Linked DNA regions of Homo sapiens: regions 1 and 2 are each linked to region 3. The links are chromatin loops, found by intact Hi-C in ENCODE. Cell type or tissue: heart left ventricle. All regions are shown on one strand.

Region 1 (2,500 bases), 76 kb before region 3:
TTTAATTGCTGAGTAATATATTCCATTGTATGGATATAACACATTGTCCATCTGTTCATCCATCAGCTGGTAGACATTTGGGTGGTTTCCATTCTTTTGACTATTATGAATAATGCTGCTATGAACACTGTGTGTAAGTTTTGTGTGTTCTGAAACATTTTGCACACGATTCCATTATAACATTCTCACTTTGTATTACAATTATTTTTACATTCTTCCTTATTGAATTCTAAAATTGTCTAAGACTTTACCACTCTCAAGACCTGCCACTGTCACAAGCAAATCTGATGAATACGTGAATGAATGAATGAATGAATGAATGAACAGAGCAAATAATAAATGGATACTCTTTTGAGCAAGGTAGAGCCAGCAGGGTCATATTTATTTTCTGCAAACAAAAGAAGAGTTTTGGCAATAAGCCAGGAAGGCGTTGGCAACATAGGAAGAGAATAACCCTAAACTCAACTAACTAAATAAATATTAACAGCATCTCCCATGTGCATGTGAATATTGCTATATGGCTTCTCTTGTTCTTTCATAGGCATCATATCATTTGATATGTGAAGTTGGCAGGAAAGGCTGCTATCAAAATTAAGTAAAGTGCCTGGTTGAGCGTCTGCAGCACAGTGGAGAGAACAGAGCACTTCCCAAGGCTGCCCAGAGGAAAGTGGCGGGGCTAGGCTGGCTGTCTCCCCATGCCCACCACTCTTCCTTCCATCATACAGACTCCTGTTTCAATATCAAGACCTACATTAGGCCTGGCATGGTGGCTTATGCCTATAATCCCAGTACTTTGAGATGCCGAGGCGGGTGGATCACCTGAGGTCAGGAGTTTCAGACCAGCCTGGCCAACATGGTGAAACCTCATCTCTACTAAAAGTACAAAATATTAGCCAGGTGTGGTGGCACATGCCTGTAATCCCAGCTACTTGGAAGGCTGGGGCAGGAGAATCACTTGAGCCCAGGAGGCAGAGGTTACAGTGAGCCGAGATTGCGCCATTGCACTCCAGCCTGGGCAACAAGAGAAAAACTTCCTAAAAAAAAAAAAAAACACCACATTATTCTAATCCCATATTTGTAGTTCCCTGAAGGTATGGGACATGGATACCCACAAGAAACTGCTACAGACCATACCTCCTTAGTGCCCACACCAAAAGCCAGCAGTTTGGCAACCAAGGGCAGAACGGCTCTTCCCCAGACACTCAGGGCAAGCCCCATTCTCCTTTTGGATGATTGGACATATCATAAAAACTCCCATGAGCTCACCTCCAGAGTGGCCTGGAGTTCACTCCGTGGAGAATATGTCTCGTTCTCTCTGGAGCTGATTAGAAATGCCGAAGTGCACTAAAGGAAGAGAACACGAGCCTGGCTGCTGCTATTTACAGACCTGATAGGCTGCAGCCCCTGAGTGCCTCCAGCCTCCTGACCTTGTGTACCGAGAGCATGGGATGACGTCGCCTCGCTGGACACCTTCAGTCACCCCAGAAGTTCAGGAGGTTCCTGGTGACAGCTCATGGTGTGTGGACCCTAAAATAACTGAGTGAGAGGTGAATATGCTATTTCTAAAAAGTACAGCCTGTTCTGCTTTGGATGCCAGGGGATTATGTCACTGTATCTGTTCCTATCACAAAGGGATGCTTTTCTGGAGCGCCTACTGCGCTGCATGGATCCTGCATACATCAGGGCCAGGATTACCAACCAGGCGAAAGGTAGGACTTTCGCCTTCATCCCAAGTGAGGGATATTTGCAAGCACATAACCAAGAGAACAGGTATTCCAGTGTAACATGTTTGTGATGTGGGAGGAGGCACTGGAATCCTGAAACTCAAAGGACTCCCAGCCAACCGGGAACAGCCAAGAAAGGAGGTTCACTCCCAGGTAAGGACAGCAGCTACTTTTCCCTCAAGCATGTGATAGGTGCCAGCAGGGAGGGGAAAGTGGCCAAGCTCTTTTGCCATTGTGCCAGGAGTAAGGGCATGGTGTCCATGCTCAGCTTCCCACAAAAGGGGAAGAACACATCTAACTGGAGACCACCAACCACAGGCCTGGAAGGAACTTTGAGACAGCAAAGTGAGGTGATGAAGAGTCAGACTCAAGACTCAGGCTGTCTGGGTTGCCTGCTAATTCTGCCATTTCTTAACAGGATGCCTTGGGCAAGACCCCAAAGCCATTGTTGTCCCTGTACAAGAAGGTTAATATTAATATCTATTGTGTAGAATTTTCTAAGGACTAAACGAAGTAATGTTAACACTTTAAAACTTTTTTTAAATTCCTGGCACATTATAATAGGTGTGTATTTGTAATATCAGTGGAACATTTAGACTGTCACCTTCACTCCAGAAGGATTTTCATCTAGCCATCACACGTCACTGCATTTCTGTGTTAATGCCTGGGGTCTCGACAATCAGAAGTCTCTTCATGCTCCAGCTCTTCTAAGACCAGTGGACTAAAGATGCAGATTTTTTTTTTTTTTGAGATGGAGTCTCACTCTGTCACCCAGG
Region 2 (2,500 bases), 280 kb before region 3:
TGAGCTGAATCCTGTGTTTTTCTCCCCTCTTCTTTCATTTCCCTTTTTCTAGATGTCTCAATATTGGCTCCATTCACTGGGAAAATGTGTACATACCTCCAACTTCTCTCAAAGGAGTTCCTTACACTTAAAAGAAGGAAGGAAAGAAGGAAACCTATGGCAGACCCTGTTGGGTCCCTGCCTACATCAGGGTCCCTTGGCCCCTACCGTTGCCATACTGGTGACCCTCACCACCAGCAACTGCAGGTCTCCACACTGGGGACTTTTTTGGTTAAGGGATCTGCTGAGCCTGCAGATAGGGCAGGGCAGGCAATGCCTGGGGGTTGATGTCCCTGGACTAACCCTGAGCCAAAGGTGAAGAAGACTTCATGTTTCAATGTCCTGGCTTCCTTGCCACTAGGGAGGGAGAGCTCTAGATGCATCCTACACCATCTCCCAGATGTCCCCAGTGGGATGGCGCCTCAGCTGCTCACAGCAGTAACCTACACTGCTATACCATGGTAGCGTACCACACCCTACATTAGCTTCCCTCCTCACCACCTGGCTGGTGCTCCCACTCAAATCCCAGCCTAAGAATCTGCTTTCGGAGAGCCCAGATGAAGGCAAAGCAAGTGCTGAGTAAATACACTTGCTCATCCAGGGTTTAACCAGTGTGTGCACCTTTGGTAAGACTGTTCACATGTCATAGGAAATAGATTTTTGGCCTTCAAGTAAACCCATGCAGTTGCAAATGGCTTGAAGACTTAGGGGGCTATCCTGAAATAAGGTCACTGACATGCCCAGGTGCCGGGAAGCTCCTCTGGGGCCAGAGGCACTGATGTGCAGGTTGTGGGGGCCTATTCACAGTGCTCTGCTGGACATTTCCCAGCTGAGGCAGACCCAGGCAGAAACTGTCCCAGAGACCCAATTGATCTGCTGGGGCATCGCGGCTGGCACTTCATAATCCAGCATCACAGCATATGATTCGGATATGACCCACCACAGTAGGTACAATTTTCATTTCCTTCCTCATGTCCCCACTGGCAGTCCAAAAGTCATTTATGGCTAGTTTCAAAATCCATGATATTTTTGCAAATGTTTATGTGCATAATGTGTGTGTCTATGTATGGTGCTTTATGATCTAATGATGCTTTAATTAAGTTGATATTCAAATAAGCTTGAATTCTCAGAGCTCCCTGGAGATGCAGCTTATGGAATAGCAGATGATGGGGAAGGATAGTCCATGATTAAAACATCACATGGGATAAATGCCAAAGCAAAGGTCCCACCCCAGGAGAGTTATGAATTGACTGCACCGCTTCTCATCTCCACCCCCTCAATCATTGCTGATGGGCAGAGGGAAACCATTTTCTGCCATCTGGTTTTTGCAAAAGTCAGGCAGTAAGCTCCTTGGGACAAGGATCTTATCTTGTATAGTTCAACAATGAGCACATGGCTGTGTACACTCCAAAAGCCCTATTAGTACTGAATGCAATCATAAAAATAGCCCAACCGTGGACCTTCGATAACGTCCCTGCCGTCGGCTCAAACCTGAGTCACTGTGTCTGAAGGGCACTGGGTTCCCCAGGCTGATGCCTTATGACTTACAAATAAGCAGCACATCAGCTGATAAAGTGACTGGGCCATTATAAAAATCATACAGTAGTTCCTAGGATGCCAGAAAAACAGCCGTTAAACAACAACTTATTTTTCCCTTGGTGTTTGATTTTGGCAATGTGTTCTTTTCAAATGAGAACTATGCCAAACATCTTGTATGAACCCTTCTAGTCAGCAAGTATGTGAATGACCTCTCTATGGCATGCCAGAAGCAGGGCCAGGAGAGGGGAAAGGAAGAGTTGTGGCTGAAGCATGCTGGGCTCAGAACCCTTGCTCTGCAGGCGGAAGCCACCTCAGAGCAGCATCCAGAAGCTGGGCATGAACGGAACAGCTCACAGTGCACAGCAAGGTGTCACAGCCCTTCTAGGCTCACTTGTACAGGCCCCCTCGTACAGATCTCTGTGATTTTCAGGGTTGGCAGCCACTGATGTTTGCTCCCCGAGGAAAAGTGCACCAACTTTAGGTGAATGCCTCATTGTTTGGGGATCTGGAACTGAATTCTCCTGCAGGACTAGCTATGAAATCACTAGAGGACAACAGGAGAAAGCTCATGTAGTGCAGCTTGTGTTGGTGTGGAAATGGACAGATATGCATGCCATCCTGGGCACATGTGTCCATGCCATGTGGGAATGGTCAGGGGATGAACACAGCAGTCTGGGGCTAGAGGCAGACCTGGCACCAGGATTTCCTGAGGAAGAAGTCCCCCTCCTGAGTACGTAACTTCTTTTCCCAGGCTCTCAGAAGTAGCAACACGCTGATGCCCTGCAGCCTTTCTGGGTAGTAAGCAGGGCACGTGGATGCTGGAAGCTGAGCTCTGTGCTGGGCCAGCCTGAGGGCAGTGAGAGAAAAATCCCTGCAGGAAAGTCATTCCCCAAAACAAGCCCATCCCAGTTCCCAGCCAGCT
Region 3 (2,500 bases):
ATGCAGTTTCGGTCTGAGGAAAGAAAACACTGCGCCCCAGGCAGGCTGAAGGACGACTGTGTGATCCTTCCCAGAGCAGAAGACTTTGATGGTGATCACATGCCTCCTTCACTGCAAGGCAGACTGTCGGCTCCCCCAGCCTCTGATCCGTCCTTCCTACACATCTGAGTGAGACTGTGCTTACGGCTTTTTCTTGTGTGAGGGGAAGCCAGCCGTCCCTCACTGCCAAAGCTCTTCTCTGCTTTTGTAACCTCTAGGTTAGACTCCTGTGGTGCTTTATAGCTGCCTTCCTCCAAAGAGGAATTAAAAACTTTGTATAAATTCCAACAAAGGGGAAATGCTTTCCTGCAAATCGTAACTTCCACTATATAAACTACGATCATTTCAGTTTGGCTGGAGGTAACAGAGGACCAGATACAAAGTGACAGTAATAGTTTAGAAGGTGACACATGAAAGACACATGAACACACACAAATTCTGTCTCCACCAGGACATGTGAAAACCAATCACAATGAAACTCTCGAATTCTTAACAGCTTAATAAAACAAAGGAACATGGACACCTTTTCTCTAGAGAGAGAGTCACCGTCACCTCAACTGATGACCTAACTATTCAGCAGAATAGTTTTGTATATTTAATTCGGCAAACAAATTCCTTACTGGAAATTTCACCGGCTGCTCCCCCACTCTGCCCCAACCCATACCCCTCTCGCCCCTTCTAGGCCTGAGTAGGCAAGGTTATAGCCACACCAAGGGATGCTGCCCTTTTCAAGAAGACGAAAGCAATTCTATGCACATAATCTATTCTGGACAAAAGAGCAAATTGCTTTATGTATCTGTGCACACTCAACAGCAAGCATGTTGTGGTGAAGAAAGGCGCCAAACTTTATAAGTACTCTGGGATTATCACCAAAATACTCATGTACAAATATAAATTGCAAGGGAGAGGGTTTGTCCCACAACTTGAAGTCAATGAGGACCCTAAAGAAAAAGCTTATCTTCTAAATGAATCAGAATGAATTACACTATTCTAATCTTCAAATTAAGTGGGACAGAATCCTGAGGCAAGATTTAAAACCTGGTGAATTATGATCTTAATTTTTATAACAAAACTGACTTTTCAGGAGATGGATGAGCATCTTAATCTCTCCATCTTAATTACAGAAAACATACCAAGAAGCATTTACAATGCACTTAAACCACAAAAAGCATTAGGAAAGTACTAAGTATCAGAAGGAATAAAAAATTTGCTATCAGTGAAATACAAATCTCTAAAATGTGGTTACTTTCTTAACACAATAACTCTACGTCTCTAAATTTCCCCATTAAGAAAGTGAGGATCTTATTCTAATATCTTGGGATGAAAAAAAATGCCACGCAAATAAAGCTGATTACTATTAACTTCCAAGACCCGTATTTAAGTAGTGCTATTCTTCTTAAACTTCAAAGAGGTCTCCAGGCATCTCCCACTCACTCTACACAATACTCCTAAGGACCAGATGGTAGGAATTACTTTTCCCCTTTAGTAGAAGGAGGAAAACAGAGGCTTTACAGAACCTTGGCAGCTTGCTATACTCACACAGACAGAGCTGGAGCTAGCGCCTGGCTGCTGGAATCTGTTTCCTCCCAGCTGCTAATCCGTGAACCCCCAGAATAAACTTTTGACCATATTCAGGCTTCACCACGAATCAAGCAACTAAATTTAATGAGAGCTTTAAATGTAAAATACTTGTGTTTAATAAAATAAAAATATGGTTCTGCAGCATGTGGCCCAGCTCTGGTGAAACCGTGCCAGGCCAACAACCAAAACAGGCAGCACACCATCAAGTCGGATCATGATTTAAGCATCGTCAGATGTTGACTTGGAACCGTTTACTCGTAAGACCCCAACAGGACATTAGAATCAATGCCTAGTTATGTATTTGTCCAAATCATTCTTAAAATATGAGGTCAATAAAATAATGTCTTTGTGCTCAGTCTCACAAATTCTGAGTACTGGGCCTTTAAAAAAGCCTGATGTGATGGGTAGCTGAGTGGTGAATTGTCACATTGCCAACACCTGTCTATGGAGATGCTTTTTTAAATTATTAAAATTTCAGAGAAAATTAACAGGTAGGTCTAAACATGAACAGAACTAACAGATTGTACTTAATTCATATCCACTGGATCTTCATACTGCTAGTAACTCTTCTGGCAGACACCCATGAAATGCATAATAAATTACTTTTGTTCCAGTAAAGGAATTCGTTTTCTTCGAAGATTCATTTAGCAATAACCTTTCAGAGCAATCTAAGCCAGATTTCTTAAATTTGGCCATGTTTTCCCGTAACATTATTTCATGTTTTCTGACAATTTTGTATATTCTTATAGAGGCGTTGGGGGGGCGGGTGGGAGAAAACTGCAAAGAATCTGTAATTTGCAAAGAAGAGCTGTATTCTGGGATGAGGCTATAAGAAATGGTGAATAACTTCTGCCCACACTTATTCTTTATCCAGTATTCT

Evidence for each region. Peaks named below come from ENCODE experiments on the same cell type or tissue, not always from the same donor. Only the 100,000 strongest peaks of a DNase experiment are listed, where the experiment ranks them.
Region 1: it touches region 3 in a loop (4-fold over the local background); 15 of 110 quality-filtered maps call a loop at or near these places.
Region 2: it touches region 3 in a loop (2.0-fold over the local background); 9 of 110 quality-filtered maps call a loop at or near these places.

Annotation. Positions count from the first base shown.
Region 1 is chr18:22,266,840-22,269,339 of GRCh38, reverse strand. LOC105372018 (a long non-coding RNA gene) reads left to right here and starts at 1,537. Exons shown (of 3, transcript XR_001753369.2): 1 at 1,537-1,877. In heart left ventricle, no CTCF peak of the experiment used is centred here; a DNase peak (open chromatin) is centred at 1,439; H3K4me3 peaks cover 935 bases; H3K27ac peaks cover 2,346 bases.
Region 2 is chr18:22,470,993-22,473,492 of GRCh38, reverse strand. LOC124904260 (a long non-coding RNA gene) reads left to right here. Exons shown (of 3, transcript XR_007066305.1): 1 at 1-2,500. Among named protein-coding and RNA genes, the nearest start is that of CTAGE1, 54 kb to the right of the region's middle. RefSeq lists an enhancer at 552-2,500. In heart left ventricle, no CTCF peak of the experiment used is centred here; a DNase peak (open chromatin) is centred at 1,522; H3K27ac peaks cover 1,732 bases.
Region 3 is chr18:22,191,249-22,193,748 of GRCh38, reverse strand. All of the region lies in intron 6 of GATA6 (GATA binding protein 6), which reads right to left. Among named protein-coding and RNA genes, the nearest start is that of GATA6, 23 kb to the right of the region's middle. In heart left ventricle, no CTCF peak of the experiment used is centred here; no DNase peak of the experiment used is centred here; H3K4me3 peaks cover 1,551 bases; H3K27ac peaks cover 2,500 bases.